2 separate regions of the Homo sapiens genome follow, and region 1 is linked to region 2. Evidence: read pairs that join two places in POLR2A ChIA-PET (ENCODE). Cell type or tissue: OCI-LY7. All regions are shown on one strand.

Region 1 (8,000 bases), 470 kb before region 2:
ATACTGAATTTGCAAACTACTGATATGATTTTTCAATAACCACTTGTATCTTCCATCATCCATGAGAGGTGGGAAGAGGTACACTGTATCTCTGCAATAAAACTTTGGCCAGGTTCTACCTCCTCTGAGCAAAGGATACTTTTCTATGTAGGTGTAGATGGTTCTCCTTTACTAATCTGACATGGTGCATCTGGAGACAACATCTGATGGGATCCAAAGACAACTTGAAACAAAGGTGGATGTCAGCTCTTGGTGTGTTTTCATTTGGTTCTCTTTTTTAAATCTCCCTTTTGTTATCGCTCCTGTTGTAGCGTGTCCATCAGTGTGTGAAGGGTGCGCCCTGTTCCAATGATACTGCATTGCTGCATCCAGCCTTTCGTGGGAGCACGGTACCAAGCGTCCGGAATTGATTATCCCAATCATTTTTGATATGTAACTGAAAAATTTGGTCTCATGCAATAAAAATGTACTGGCTGCATTTTAGCAAGGTTTATTTACTCTTGCAAGTAAAAACGATCAACCGTGAAGCGTAACAAATTCTGTATTTAGTTTTTTTTTCTGTTGTGGTGGTTTTTGTTTTGTTTTTTGTTTTTGTAAGATTCTAAATAAATTAAATACGAGTCACGGGTTGTGCTTTCTTTGCGCGCTGTCTTCGCAGATCTCATGAACATCTTCATAGTGTCTTTATAAAATGTAAGTGCTGTCACCGTGCCTTTGCAGATGGCACAGGCACTGAGTCAGGGAGCCAGCCAGGGTGGGGCGGTGCCCAGCCCAGGTGCAGTGTGTGGGCCCGGAGTGGGCTGCTGTCTTGGACTGCTGCGGAAGGCGGTGGGAGGGAGAAAGGGCTGGGATGCGAGTGGGAATCTGAGCAGCGTTTAGTGCATGGCTTGTCTGGGAGTTTCTCTGTGATTATTTCAAATACTTGGGAGAAGGATGTTCAAATTTTAGCTTGAAATGCGTAAGGGTATTCGATCAAATTTGTAAATAGCATTAATGTTTAGGGGGGATTTAACCTCCTGAATATATGAGATAATTGAGCATTAATTGAGGAACAAGTCAAAAGGAAGTGTTTTAACTAAAATTTGATTCAGTATTTTTGAGTTTGAAAATTGAAAGAAACAGGTTTTTAAATGTATAACCTTAATAAATTGTGCATTGGCCAGGCACGGTGGCTTACACCTGTAATCCCAGCACTTTGGGAGGTCGAGGCGGGCGGATCACCTGAGGTCAGGAGTTCAAGACCAGCCTGGTCATCGTGGTGAACCCTCGTCTCTACTAAAAATACAAAAAGCTGGCGAGCTGGCGGACACCTGTAATCCTAGCTACTTCGGAGGCTGAGGCAGGAGAATCACTTGAACCTGGGAGGCAGAGGTGGCAGTGAGCCGAGTTCGTGCCATTGTACTCCGGCCTGGGCAACAATAGCAAAACTCTGTCTCAAAAAATAAAAAATAAATTGGGTATTTATATGTTTTTTGTTTTTTTTTTTGTTTTGTTTTGTTTTGTTTTTTTGAGACAGAGTCTCACTCCGTCGCCCAGGCTGGAGTGCAGTGGCGTTATCTCGGCTCACTGCAACCTGTCTCCCGAGTTCAAGGGATTCTCCTGCCTCCGCCTCCCAAGTATCTGGGATTACAGGCGCCCGCCACCATGCCCAGCTAATTTTTGTGTTTTTATTAGAGGTTGGGTTTCGCCATGTTGGCCAGGCTGATCTCGAACTCTTGGCCTCAAGTGATCCACCTACCTTGGCCACCCAAAGTGCTGGGATTACATGTGTGAGCACCCTGCTGAGTATTAATTTGAGTAAGAAATAATGGCCGAAGGCCGGGCATGGTGGTTTAGGCATTTAATTCCAGCACTTTGGGAGGCCGAGGCGGGCAGATCATGAGGTCAGGAGATCGAGACCATCCTGTCTAATACAGTGAAACCCCGTCTCTACTAAAAATACAAAAAATTAGCTGGGCGTGGTGGTGGAAGCCTGTAGTCCCAGCTACTTGGGAGGCTGAGGCAGGAGAATGACGTGAACCCGGGAGGCAGAGCTTGCAGTGAGCCAAGATCGCGCCACTGCACTCCAGCCTGGAGGACAGCCAGACTCCATCTCAAAAAAAAAAAAAAAAAAAGAATGGCTGCTTGTAGTGGCTCATGCCTGTAATCCCAACACTTTGGGAGGCCAAGGCGGGTGGATCACTTGAGGCCAGGAGTTTGAGACCAGCCTGGCCAACATGGCAAAACCCTGCTTCTACAAAAATAAAATTAGCTGGGCATGGTGCCACGTGCCTGTAGTCCCAGCTACTTGGGAGGCTGAGGGGCAGGAGGATTGCCTGAGCTGGGGAGGTGGAGGCTGCAGTGAGCCATGATTGCTCCACTGCACTCCAATCTGGGTGACAGAGTAAGACCCAGTCTTAGAGGGTAAAAGATGAAAGCAAACTTTGGATCGTGCCTCCGCCAGCCCCCTTGTGTTTTTCTGTTAGAATTCCAGGCTGCTTTGACCTTCCTTCCCTTGGGGTTTTGCTCTCCCTCAGTCTTGTTTTTGCTTCACCTTGGGTTGGCCTGGGCCCTGTTGACATTTGAGCCAAGTCATTCTTTGCAGTGGAGGTATCCTGGGCACTGTCGGATGTTGAACAGCATCACTGGCCTCCACCCACAGATGCCAGGAGCACACATCATCCCCACATTTTTAACAACCCAAAATCTCTCCAGACGTTGGCAAATGTCTCCTGGGGGGCAAAATCAATCCTGGTTGAGAATCACTGCTCTAGGCAAATTAGTCATAGAGGAGAAAGCTGGTTGTGTGTGTGTGTGTATACATGTGCATGTGTGCTTTTTACATATGAACAAAGGGCACCACCCCCGAGATACAGAAGATACAAATGTTAACTGGCTGGGCGTTTGGAGTATGTACAATACAATTTCCATAAGTATGAATATTTATCAGCTAGTCATTTGAGAGCATGATGTAAAGAAGCCATCTGTGGAGGCCTTTATGAGAGAGAAGAGGCTAAAAGAAATGTGCCGAATGCTTATTTTTAGAGTCCGATTCTCAGTAAGTTGGCTCCATCCTCTAACGCTGCCCACTCTGGGTGGTAAGTGCCTTACTGGGTTGAGAGGGGCAAGGGCCACACTATTGGGTCTGAATCATCTTTTTTTTTTTTTTTTTTTTTTTGAGATGGAGTTTCACTCTTGTCACCCAGGCTGGAGTGCAGTGGCGCCATCTCGGCTCACTGCAACCTCCACGTCCCGGGTTCAAGCGATTTTCCTGCCTCAGCCTTCCGAGTACCTGGGATTACAGGTTCCTGCCACCATGCCCGGCTCATTTTTTGTATTTTTAGTAGAGACGGGCTTTCACCATGTTGGGCAGGCTGGTCTTGAACTCCTGACCTCAGGTGATCCGCCTGCCTCGGCCTCCCAAAGTGTTGGGATTACAGGCGTGAGCCACTGTCCCTGGCCATCATCATCTTTCAGTAAAGAAATATCACTGTGGCCAGGCACAGTGGCTCACACCTGTAAGCCCAGCACTTTGGTAGGCTGAGGTGGGAGGATCAACATGAGGTCAGGAGTTCAAGACCAGCCTGGCCAACATGGCAAAACCCTGTCTCTACTAAAAATACAAAAACTAGCTGGGCTTGGTGGCGGGCACCTACTGTAATCCCAGGTACTCAGGGGGCTGAGGCAGGAGAATCACTTGAACCGGGGAGGCGGAGGTTGCAGTGAGCTGAGATCACGCCACTACACTCCAGCCTGGGCGACAAAGCCAGACTCCATCTCAAAAAAATAAAAAAAAACAAAACTGAGTATCATGCAAAGGTAGGATAGCTAGGTGCCTGTTAAATTAGTCTGAATACTTCATGTAACTTTTTTTTTCTCTTTTTGAGACAGAGTCTCGCTCTGTATTTTTAGTAAAGATGGGATTTCACCATGTTGGCAAGGTTGGTCTCGAACTCCTGACCTCGTGATCCACCCACCTCGGCCTCCCGAAGTGCTGGGATTATAGGCGTGAGCCACTGCGCCTGGCCCAAACCATATTAATTGTAGGAAATTCAACAGCATGAACCTGTAAGTCGTGTTTTGTGAAGATACCTAAACTGGTGGTAGGAACAAGAGGCCCTACAGTCTCTTCCACCTCTACTCCTGGATACAGGTAAATTATACAAAGCTCTCAATTCCTGCATTGATGCTGGATTTCTGTTTAGCTTTCTGTTCCCACAGTTTCTGCTTTTTGTGTGTATCTTATTTGGAGGTACCTTTATGAAGATAGGTTTATTGTGTCCTCAAATGTCCCATTTTTTTTCCCTGCCTATGGGGAAATAGGCTTAAGAAACAAATTTGTGGCCAGGCGCAGTGGCTCATGCCTGTAATCCCAACACTGGAAGACTGAGGCGGGCTGATCACTTGAGGTCAGGAGTTCGGGACCAGCCTGGCCAACATGGTGAAACCCTGTCTCTACTAAAAATGCAAAAATTAGCCGGGCGTGGTGGTGGGTGCCTGTAAGTCCCAGCTACTCGGGAGGCTGAGACAGGAGAATCCCTTGAGCCCTTTAATCCCAGCTACTCGGGAGGCTGAGGCAGGAGAATCACTTGAGCCCGGGAGGCGGAGGTTGCGGTGAGCCGAGATCGCGCCATTGCACAGCAGCCTGGGCAATAAAGTGAAACTCCATCTCAAAGAAAAAAAAAAAAGAAAGAAACTTGTGTGGACTAAAAGAGGAATTGGCCAACTATGGTCCATGGGTCAAGTCCAGCCTGCCACCTGTTTTTCACTGGCCTCATAAGCTGAGAATGGTTTTGAGAACATTTTTAAATGGTTGGAAAAAATAAAAAGAATATTTTCTAACATGTGAGAAGTATGTGAAATTCAAATTTCAGTGTCCATAAATAAAGTTTTATTGGAACACAGCCATGCCCATTCTCTTATGTATTGTCTCTGGCAGTGTGAGAGCTGCGACAGCACCGTTGCATAGTTACAGAGTCTATATGGCCTACAAAGCCTGAAGCATTAATATTTGCTATCCAACCCTTTATATAAAAGGCTTGCCAGCTCCTGGTCTAAAAACAAGAATAATGGGCCGGGCACGGTGGCTCACGCCTGTAATCCTAGCATTTTGGGAGGGCAAGGCAGGTAGATTGCCTGAGCTCAGGAGTTCAAGACCAGCCTGGGCAACACGGTGAAACCCCATCTCTATTAAAATACAAAAAAATTGGCTGGGCATGGCGGCATGTGCCTGTAATCCCAGCTACTCGGGAGGCTGAGGCAGAAGAATGGGTTGAACCTGGGAGGTGGAGATTGCAGTGAGCCGAGATCATGCCACTGCACTCCAGCCTAGGAGACAGAGCAAGACTTTATCTCAAAAAAAAAAACAAAACAAACAAAAAAAAACAAGAATAGGCCGGGCGCGGTGGCTCACGCCTGTAATCCCAGCACTTTGGAAGGCCGAGGTGGGCGGATCACGAGGTCAGGAGATCAAGACCATCCTGGCTAACACGATGAAACCCTGTCTCTACTGAAAAAATACAAAAATTAGCTGGTGGTGGCACATGCCTGTAATCCCAGCTACTTGGGAGGCTGAGGCAGGAGAATGGCGTGAACCCGGGAGGCGGAGCTCACAGTGAGCCTCGCAAGATTGCGCCACTGCACTCCAGCCTGAGTGACAAAGCGAGACTCCATCTCAAAAAAAAAAAAAAAAAACAAGAATAATGGCAGAAACAAAACTGAAAATTAGGACTGGAAGTGGTGGTTCCCGCCTGTAATCCCAGCACTGTGGGAGGGCAAGGTGGGTGGATTGCTTGAGACCAGGAGTTTGAGACCAGCCTGGGCAACATAGGAAGACCCCATCTCTACAAAAAATAAAAATTAACGGGGCATGGTGGCTTATACCTGTGGTCCCAGCTACTCGGGAGGCTGAGGTGGGAGGATTTTGTGAGCTCGGGAGGTCAAAAAAATAAAAAATAAGTAAATTTGGGAGTAGACCCCTGGTCATAGCCCAAACTGATAGAAGGAATTGTTGTATGTCCCCAGCGCACAAACCATCCTGGAATCAGCAACTGCGATGTCTTAGTCATGATACTTCACCCACCTATTTGTTAGGTTGTGAAATGATGGGTCTGGCCGCCTACGTGACTAGTTTCTTACATCAGTGGTCTTCAAGCCTTTTTGGTCACATACTCCAGATTCAAAAGATTTCTAGGCAGGGTACAGTGGCTCACGCCTGTAATCTCAGAACTTTGGGAGGCCTAGGTGGGAAGATCTCGAGCCCAGGAGTTCAAGACCAGCCTGGGCAACAGGGCAAGACCCCATCCCTACAAAAAATACAAACATTAGTTGGGCGTGGTGGGGCACCCCTGTAGCCCTAGCTACTTGGGAGGCGGGGGTGGGAGGATTTCTTGAGCCCGGGAGGCGGAGGCTGCAGTGAGCCAAGACAGTGCCACTACACTCCAGCCTGGGTGACAGAGCGAAGGACACTGCCTGGAAAAAAAAAAAAAAGTTTCCAGTGCATACCTCCACCTCCAGCACTGCTTATTAATTGACTTGTAAGCTATAGCAGCTGCTGTCCTGATACGTACGCTGTATGTCCCATATAAATAGAAGCTCTAATATTCCCTCCTGTGGGTCACCATTCTCATTACCTGGGGTAGGCACAGTCCTCGTTGGAGCTGATTGCTTCAGAATGTTTTTCAGTGTTGGAATCAGTTCCAGAATAATGTAAGGGCTTTCTCTATGGCCATATTTCCCTGAACGTCCTTGGTCTCAGCTGATCTTGGAAACTAAGCAGTGCGAGGCTTGGTTAGTACTTGGATGGCAGACCACCTCGGGATACTAGGTGCCATAGGCTAGACCTAAATCTTACAATACTGGGGGGAAAAAAAGATATTTTCAAAAAAATAAAGGTTGACCTGGTACGGTAGCTCACGGCTGTAACCCCAGCACTTTGGGAGGCCGAGGCAGGCCGAACACTTGAGGTGAGGAGTTTGAGACCAACTGGCCAACATGGTGAAACCCGTCTCTACTAAAACTACAAAAAAAAAAAAGCCAGGTATGGTGGTGGGCAGCTTTAATCCCAGCTACTCGGGAGGCTGAGGCAGGAGAATCGCTTGAACCCAGGAGGCAGAGGTTGCTGTGAGCTGAGATCGTGCCATTGCACTCCAGCCTGGGCGACAAAGCAAGTCTCCATCTCAAAAAAATAAATAATAAAAATAAAAACATCCTTTCTAGGCTGGTTTTTCGTTTGTTTGTTTGACATGGGGGTCTCATGTGTTGCCCAGGCTGGAGTGCCGTGGCGTGACCTTGGCTAACTGCAACCTCCACCTCCCAGGTTCAAGCGATCCTCCTGCCTCACTCTCTCAAGTAGCTGTGATTACAGGAATGTGCCACCAGGCTCGGCTACTTTTTGTATTTTTGGTAGAGATGAGGTTTCGCTACGTTGCTCAGGCTGGCCTCAAACTCCTGACCTCAAGTGATTTGTGCGCCTTGGCCTCCCAAAGTGCTGAGATTATAGGTGTGAGTCACCGTGCCTGGCCAAGTGCTGGTGTTTTTTGTTAGAGAAAATGGCGTGCGTGTTACCTGTCTTCTTAGGATGTGAAGTGTTGAGAGAATCCTTAGTGATCCATCCTATCAAACCTCCCTGATCTTACAGATGAAACTAAGGCCTGGGGATGTCAAGCGAGTTCTTTGAGGCCTAGAGAAGGGTTTACGGCAGATGTGGAGCTAAAGCTTGTGTCTCCTGATGTTCTTCATACTACACTAATTCCCTGGGCTTTCCTTCTCTCTCCATTTACCTGCTTGCTCCCTGGTAAGCCACTCTGTGAAATATCCATTAAACCAGTAAAGAAACACTCTAAGGCCAGGCACAATGGCTCATGTCCCAGCACTTTGGGAGGCAGAGGCCGGAGGATTGCTTGAGCCCAGGAGTGCAAGACCAGTCTGGGCAACATGGTGAAATCTCACCTCTACTAAAAATACAAAAAGGCCAGGTGCAGTGGCTCACACCTGCAATCCCAGCACTTTGGGAAGCTGAG
Region 2 (8,000 bases):
AGTGCTGGGATTACAGGCGTGAGCCACCGCGCCTGGCCACATCCAGCTAATTTTTGAATTTTTTGTAGAGACAAAGTCTTGGTATGTTGCCCCAGCAGAACTTGAACTCCTGCCCTCAAGTGATCCTCCCACCTCGGCCTCCCAAAGTGCTGGGATTATAGGTGTGAGCCACTGCACCTGGCCAGCTTTTTCTTTTTTCTGCATGTTCCTGTCAGTTCCATTCAAGGTAGGCCCTGAGACCGCCTGTGGCAGATGCTGGGTGCTGCAGCCAGGGTGCCAAGGTGGAGAAGGGTCCTGAGGCGTTCACAGTGAGCAGGAGTCATGGACGCAGTCACCTGTTGGCTACCTGACGTGCACTCTGATGGAGGCAGATACACACACACACACGCATGCATGCACACACACACATGTGCAGGCACACACACACAGAGCTACACTAGCAGGACAAAAATGAGGGAGTGATTGATTATATCTCAGGAATTTGACATAAAACCCTAACAAAGAGGTTGAGAGAACAACCTGAAGCCACGAGGACAAGGAGGAGACATCTGTTGCTATAATGCTTGTTTGGAAAACGTGAATTTGGGCCAGGCATAGTGGCTCACGCCTGTAATCCCAGCACATTGGGAGGCCAAGTTGGGAGGATCACTTGAGGTCAGGAGTTTGAGACCAGCCTGGCCAACATGGTGAAACTCTGTCTACTAAAAATACAAAAAATTAACCAGGCATGGTGGCTCACACCTGTAATCCCAGCTACTCAGGAGGCTGAGGCAAGAGAATCGCTTGAACCCAGGAAGTGGAGGAAAGAGTGAAACTCCATCTCAAAAATAAAATAAAAATAAAAAAATAGGCCAGGCATGGTGGCTCATGCCTGTAATCCCAGCACTTTGGGAGGCCGAGGCGGGTGGATCACAAGGTCAGGAGATCAAGACCATCCTGGCTAGCATGGTGAAACCCCATCTCTACTAAAAATCCAAAAAAAAAAAAAAATTAGCTAGGCGTGGTGGCGGGTGCCTGTAGTCCCAGCTACTTGGGAGGCTGGGGCAGGAGAATAGTGTGAACCCGGAAGGTGGAGCTTGCAGTGAGCCAAGATCATACCACTGCACTCCAGCCTGGGTGACAGAGCAAGACTCTGTCTCAAAACAATAAATAAATAAATAAATAAAATTTAAAAATAAAAATAAACTGGCATGTAATCTTTATTCCATCAAAGTTCATGGATCCCATGAATTCTAGTCAACAAATTCTGATTAAAATTATCTGTCCAACAAATCCATAGAGACAGAAAGTAGATTGTGGTAACCAGTGGCTGTGGATGTGGGGTCTCCTTTTGGGGTGATTAAAATATTCTAGAATTAGATAGCGGTAGTGGCTGCACGATTTTATTAATATGATTTAAAAAAAACCACCAAATTGTACACTTTAGAAGGGTGAATTGTATGTAAATAATAAAATGTGAATTCTGTCTCTCTTTTTGATATAGGGTCTCACTCTGTCACCCAGGCTGGAATGCAGTGGCAAGATCATGGCTCACCACAGTCTTGACCTCCCAGGATCAAGTGATCCTCCTACCTCAGCCTCCTGAGTTGCTGGAACTACTGGTGCATGGCAGTGTGTCCAGCTAATTAAAAAAAATTTTTTATTTTGTAGAGGTGGGGTTTTTCAATGTTGCCCAGAGTGGTCTCAAACTCCTTGGCTCAAGTGATCCATCTGCTTTGGCCTCCCAAAGTGCTGGGATTACAGGCATTAGCCACCATGGCTGGCCTATATCTCAATTAAAAAAATGTATTTTAAAGAAATAGCTGCCAAAGAATGACTAGAAAAGTCATAAAGGTTCTCCCCAGACACAGGGGAAGAAGCAGCCTCACTGCATACATTTAAAGGGATAGCTAAGCACCAAAATAGTTTTGTCATTAAAAACCTTCCTCTGCCCCAATATAAATGCAACGCTTCACTAATGCCTCAGAGACAGCTTGTGAAGAAGAAATCTTCCTAGGAAACACCAGAGTCCATCACGGTTTCCACTTTGAAAAGTTTATATGGCACACATGGTATACTTTGAAAAATTTCTAGTTTTGGATCCTGTTCTGCTTTAAGGTAATCTCTGCAACTACCTGTTTAGGCTCATGGCAGTGAGCATCTTGATTCTAAAATGATTAATGTTCTAGTTTTGGATCTATTCGCGGCACATAGAAACTGCTCCAGGGAACTCTGAATCTAACAAAATACCAATCTGAAGGACTAAGCAAGAATTGCCATCAGAGAGCATTTCGTGAAATAAGGCAAAGATGTTTGCTCCCCTGCTTCTATTCAACACTCATCTGGAGGTCCTAGCCAGAGCAGTAAGGGAAGAAAATGAAATAAGGCATAAATATTGGAAAAAGGAATAAAACTGTCTCTATTCATGAATGACATGATTGTGTAGAAAATCCTAAGGAATCTACAAAAAAACTACTAGAATAGGCTGGGTGTGGTGGCTCACGTCTGTAATCCCAGCATTTTGGGAGGCTGAGGCGGGCGGATCACAAGGTCAGGAGATGGAGACCATCCTGGCTAACACGGTGAAAGCCCGTCTCTACCAAAAAATGCAAAAAATTAGCCGGGTGTGGTGGCGGGCGCCTGTAGTCCCAGCTACTCGGGAGGCTGAGGCAGGAGAATGGCGTGAACCCGGGAGGCGGAGCTTGCAGTGAGCCGAGATCGCGCCACTGGCACCAAGGCCTGGGCGACAGAGCGAGACTCCGTCTCAAAAAAGAAAAAAAAAAACCTGTTAAGTTGGAAGTAATCAAAATTTTAAATTTCGCTTTTTAAAAGACACTGTTAAGAAAAGCCAGGCCAGGCACAGCGGCTCACGCCTATAATCCCAGCACTTTGGGAGGCTGAGGCAGGAGGATTGCTTGAACCCAAGAGTTTGAGACCAGCCTGGGCAACATTGTGGGACCCTGTTTCTACAAAAAATAAAAACATCAGCTGGGTGTGGTTTCGTGTACGTGTAATCCCAGCTACTCAGGAGGCTGAGGTGGGAAGATCACTTGAGCCTGGGAGTTGGAGGTTCAAGTTGGCCCTGCATTCCAGCCTGGGTGACAGAGCAAGACTGTCTCTAAAAAACAAATAAATAAGCTGAGCATGGTGGCTCATGCTGATAGTCCCAACACTTTGGGAGGCTGAGGCAGGAGGATTACTTGAGGCCGGGAGTTCAAGCAGCCTGGCAAACAGAGTGGGCATGGCAGTGCGTGCCTGTGGTCCCAGCTACTTGGGAGACTGAGGTGGGAGGATTGCTTGAGCCCAGGAATTTGAGGCTGCAGTGAGCTGTGATCACGCCTGCGAATAGCTACTGCACTCCAGCCTGGGCAACAGAGGAAGATGCTGTCTCAAAAATAAATAAATACACAAAATTAAAATTAGGCCGGGCAGGGTGGCTCATGCTTGTAATCCCAACACTTTGGGAGGCCAAGGCAGGTGGATCACTTGAGGTCAGGAGTTCGAGACCAGCCTGGTCAACATGGTGAAACCCCGTCTCTAATAAAAATGCAAAAATTAGTGAGGCATGGTGGCAGGTGCCTGTAATCTCAGCTACTTGGGAGGCTGAAACAGGAGAATTGCTTGAACCCAGGAGGCAGAGAATTGCAGTGAGCTGAGATCGTGCCATTGCACCCCAGCCTGGGCAACAAGAGCAAAACTCAGTCTCAAAAAAAAAAAAAAAAAAATTAAAAGTCCATATCTGTTAGAGAGACATCATGATCATGAAATATTTATGAGTGACATGATATGATGCTGAGCTAAAATGCTTCCAAAGAAAACGTGTATGGATGGGGTAAGATAAAATCGATGGTGGTCAAAGGTGAGTGACCGTGCCATTCTTTCCACTTCAGTGCATATTTGAAATTTTCTTTCTTTCTTTCTCTCTCTCTTTTTTTTTTTTTTTTTTTTTTGAGGTGGAGCTTTGCTCATTGCCAAGGCTGGAGTGCAATGGCACAATCTCGGCTTACCATAACCTCCACCTCCGGGGTTCAAGCAATTCTCCTGTCTCAGCCTCCCGAGTAGCTGGGATTACAGGCATGTGCCACTATGTCCGGCTAATTTTGTATTTTTAGTAGAGACGGGGTTTCTCCATGTTAGTCAGGCTGGTCTTGAACTCCTGACCTCAGGTAATCCACCCGCCTCGGCCTCCCAAAGTGCTGGGATTACAGGCATGAGCCACCACGCCCGGCCTTGAAACTTTCTATAATAAAATTTGGTTTTTTAAAACATTTCCAGCTGGCCGTGGTGGCTCACGCCTGTAATCCTAGCACTTTGGGAGGCCAAGGTGGGTGGATCACTGGAGATCAGGAGTTTGAGACCAGCCTGGCCAACATGGTGAAACCCTGTCTCTACTAAAAATATAAAAATTAGCCGGGCATGGTAGAGTAGGCCTTTAGTCCCAGTTACTTGGGAGGCTGAGGCAGGAGAATCACTTGAACCCGGGAGGTGGAGGTTGCAATGAGCTGAGATCGTGCCACTGCACCTCAGCCTGGGCGACAAGAGCAAAACTCTGTACCCGCCCCCTCCAAGAAAAAAGTCCCCAAGAATTTATCTTCATATGCCCCAGATCATTAGAAAGAGGAAGTTTGGGTCCAGTGACATCTAAGTGTAACTTTTTCCTCCTTAAAACAAGCATGTTCCCTTTCCTCCCTAGAGACACAGAAACTCTCCCTCTAACAGAAAGGCCGCCCTGCCGGTGATATTTGCACACTGGTGTTCAGTGGTGTGTTTGGATGTGACAAATATAGTCAAGAGAAAATGAAACGCATACATTTGTGGCACTGCCAGTGAGATTCTCATGGCTGATGGGCAGCAGTGTGCTCAGCTCCAGGTCCGTCACCATCTGACGAGATTCCGCCAGCAAACGCTGGAGCTTGCTCGTGGGCGAGAAATCATCCTGGGAGGGTAACACAATTGAAGCCTACAGGAAATTAAGAGGCACCTTTAAATGCTTAGGTTTACAAACACAAATGCTAACTACCTAGGAATATTGTTTTCTTTTTTCTTTCTCTTGCTCTGACGCCCAGGCTGAAGTGCAGTGGCACAATCACAGCTGATTGCCTCAAGCTCCTGGGCTCGAGTGATCCTCCTGCCTCAGCCTCCTGAAAAGCTGGGACCATAGGTGTGTGCAACCACACCGAGCAATTTTTTTTTTGGTAGAGGTGGGATCTCACTATGTTGCCCAGGCTGGTCTTGAACTCCTGGCCTCAAGTTACCCTCCTGCCTCGGCCTCCCAAAGTGCTGGGGTTATAGGCGTGAGCCACTACACCCGATCACCTGTGAATATTTCTTTGTCTTTAGGTGTTACAAAGCAAAGCTGGACATCAAATAGTAGAATAAGAATAACTAAATTCATTCCTTTTCTTTCTTTCTTTCTTTCTTTCTTTCTTTCTTTCTTTCTTTCTTTCTTTCTCTCTCTCTCTCTCTCTCTCTCCCTCCCTCTCTCTCTCTTTCTTTTTTTTTTTTTTTGAGACGGAGTCTCGCTCTGTCACCCAGGCTGGAGTGCAGTGGCATCATCTCGGCTCACTTCAAGCTCCACCCACCTCAGCCTCCCAAGTAGCTGGGACTACAGGCACCCACCACCATGCCTGGCTAATTTTTTTTTGTATTTTTTAGTAGAGACGGGGTTTCACCACGTTAGCCAGAATGGTCTCAATCTCCTGACCTCGTGATCTGCCTGCCTCAGCCTCCCAAAGTGCTGGGATTACAAGTGTGAGCCACCGCACCCGGCCTCTTTTTTTTTTTTTTGAGACGGAGTTTTGCTCTTGTTGCCTAGGCTGGAGTGCAATAGTGTAACCTCAGCTCACTGCAACCTCCACCTCCCGGGTTCAAGTGATTCTCCTGCCTCAGCCTCCCGAGTAGATGCGGCTACAGTTGCCCGCCACCACACCTGGCTAATTTTGTATTTTTAGTAGAGACAGGGTTTCACCATGTTGGCCAGGCTGGTCTTGAACTTCTGACCTCCAGTGATCCATCCGCCTCGAACTCCCACAGTGCTAGGATTACAGGCGTGAGCCACTGCACCCAGCCCCCTTTATTTCTTAGAACCTACTCAGTTAAATAATTTGACTTAAACAGAACTTACTACAGCTAATGAAGTAACACCCATGCGATAAAAGAATCCTAGGCATTGGTTAACTCTCCTCAACCAACTTGTCAATGCTGTATTTAGCATGTCAAAATACTTGCAAAATAGGACAACATTAAAGGCTTATAAGCCTTGAAAAATATGTGGGTATGTGCCTTCGTTTATTCCTATTAAATTTCAACTTTGGGATGTGAAGTTTGGCATGAAAATTAGTCACTGCCAATTGCTCTTAAAGGGGCCTAGACTGAATTTTTTTTTTTTTTTTTTTTTTTTTTTTTTTTGCAGATGGAGTCTCACTCTGTTGCCAGGCTGGAGTGCAGTGGCGTGATCTCAGCTCACTGCAACCTCCAACTCCCGGGTTCAAGCAATTCTCCTGCCTTTCAGCCTCCCGAGTAGCTGGGACTACAGGCATGTGCCACCACGCCCAGCTAATTTTTGTATTTTTCGTAGAGACGGGGTTTCACCATGTTGGTCAGGATGGTCTCGATCTCCTGACCTTAGGTGATCCCCCTTCCTTAGCCTCCAAAAGTGCTGCGAGTACAGGCATGAGCCACCACCTGATTTTTTTTTTTTTTTAAGAAAACTTAATTTCAGCCGGGCACGGTGGCTCACGCCTGTAATCCCAGCACTTTGGGAGGCTGAGGCGAGCAGATCACCTGAGGTTGGGAGTTTGAGACCAGCCTGACCAACATGGAGAAACCCCGTCTCTACTAAAAATACAAAATTAGCCGGGCGTGGTGGCACATGCCTGTAATCCCAGCTACTAGGGAGGCTGAGGCAGGAGAATCGCTTGAACCTGGGAGGCGGAGGTTGCGGTGAGCCGAGATCGTGCCATTGCACTCCAGCCTGGGCAACAAGAGTGAAACTCCGTCTGAAAAAAAAAAAAAAAAAAGGAAACTTAATTTCTTTTTATTTATTTATTTATTTTTTATTATTATACTTTAGGTTCTAGGGTACATGTGCATAACGTGCAGGTTTGTTACATATGTATACATGTGCCATGTTGGTGTGCTGCACCCATTAACTCATCATTTACATTAGGTATATCTCTTAATGCTATCCCTCCCCCCTCCCCCCACCCCACAACAGGCCCCAGTGTGTGATGTCCCCCTTCCTGTGTCCAAGTGTTCTCATTGTTCAATTCCCACCTATGAGTGAGAACATGCAGTGTTTGGTTTTTTGTCCTTGTGATAGTTTGCTGAGAATGATGGTTTCCAGCTTCATCCATGTCCCTACAAAGGACACGAACTCATCATTTTTTATGGCTGCATAGTATTCCATGGTGTATATGTGCCACATTTTCTTAATCCAGTCTATCATTTTTGGACATTTGGGTTGGTTCCAGGTCTTTGCTATTGTGAATAGTGCCACAATAAACATACGTGTGCACGTGTCTTTATAGCAGCATGATTTATAATCCTTTGGGTATATACCCAGTAATGGGATGGCTGGGTCAAATGGTATTTCTAGTTCTAGATCCCTGAGTAATCGCCACACTGTCTTCCACAATGGTTGAACTGGTTTACAGTCCCACCAACAGTGTAAAAGTGTTTCTATTTCTCCACATCCTCTCCAGCACCTGCTGTTTCCTGACTTTTTAATGATCGCCATTCTAACTGGTGTGAGATGGTATCTCATTGTGGTTTTGATTTGCATTTCTCTGATGACCAGTGATGATGAGCATTTTTTCATGTGTCTGTTGGCTGCATAAATGTCTTCTTTTGAGAAGTGTCTATTCATATCCTTCGCCCATTTGTTGATGGGGTTGTTTGTTTTTTTCTTGTAAATTTGTTGGAGTTCATTGTAGATTCTGGATATTAGCCTTTTGTCAGATGAATAGATTGCAAAAATTTTCTCCCATTCTGTAGGTTGCCTGTTCACTCTGATGGTAGTT

What was found. ChIA-PET counts read pairs that join two places held together with the same protein. Peaks named below come from ENCODE experiments on the same cell type or tissue, not always from the same donor. Only the 100,000 strongest peaks of a DNase experiment are listed, where the experiment ranks them.
Region 1: POLR2A ChIA-PET joins it to region 2 with 6 read pairs; 2 of 35 experiments call an interaction of 5 or more read pairs at or near these places.

What each region holds. Positions count from the first base shown.
Region 1 is chr12:123,281,733-123,289,732 of GRCh38, reverse strand. It overlaps SBNO1 (strawberry notch homolog 1), which reads left to right. Exons shown (of 32, transcript NM_001167856.3): 32 at 1-624. It also overlaps the pseudogene RNA5SP375. Among named protein-coding and RNA genes, the nearest start is that of CDK2AP1, 14 kb to the right of the region's middle. In OCI-LY7, no CTCF peak of the experiment used is centred here; no DNase peak of the experiment used is centred here.
Region 2 is chr12:122,810,209-122,818,208 of GRCh38, reverse strand. It overlaps CCDC62 (coiled-coil domain containing 62), which reads right to left. Exons shown (of 13, transcript NM_201435.5): 11 at 4,790-4,939. Among named protein-coding and RNA genes, the nearest start is that of HIP1R, 21 kb to the left of the region's middle. RefSeq lists an enhancer at 4,532-4,611 and a silencer at 5,797-5,972. In OCI-LY7, no CTCF peak of the experiment used is centred here; a DNase peak (open chromatin) is centred at 4,688.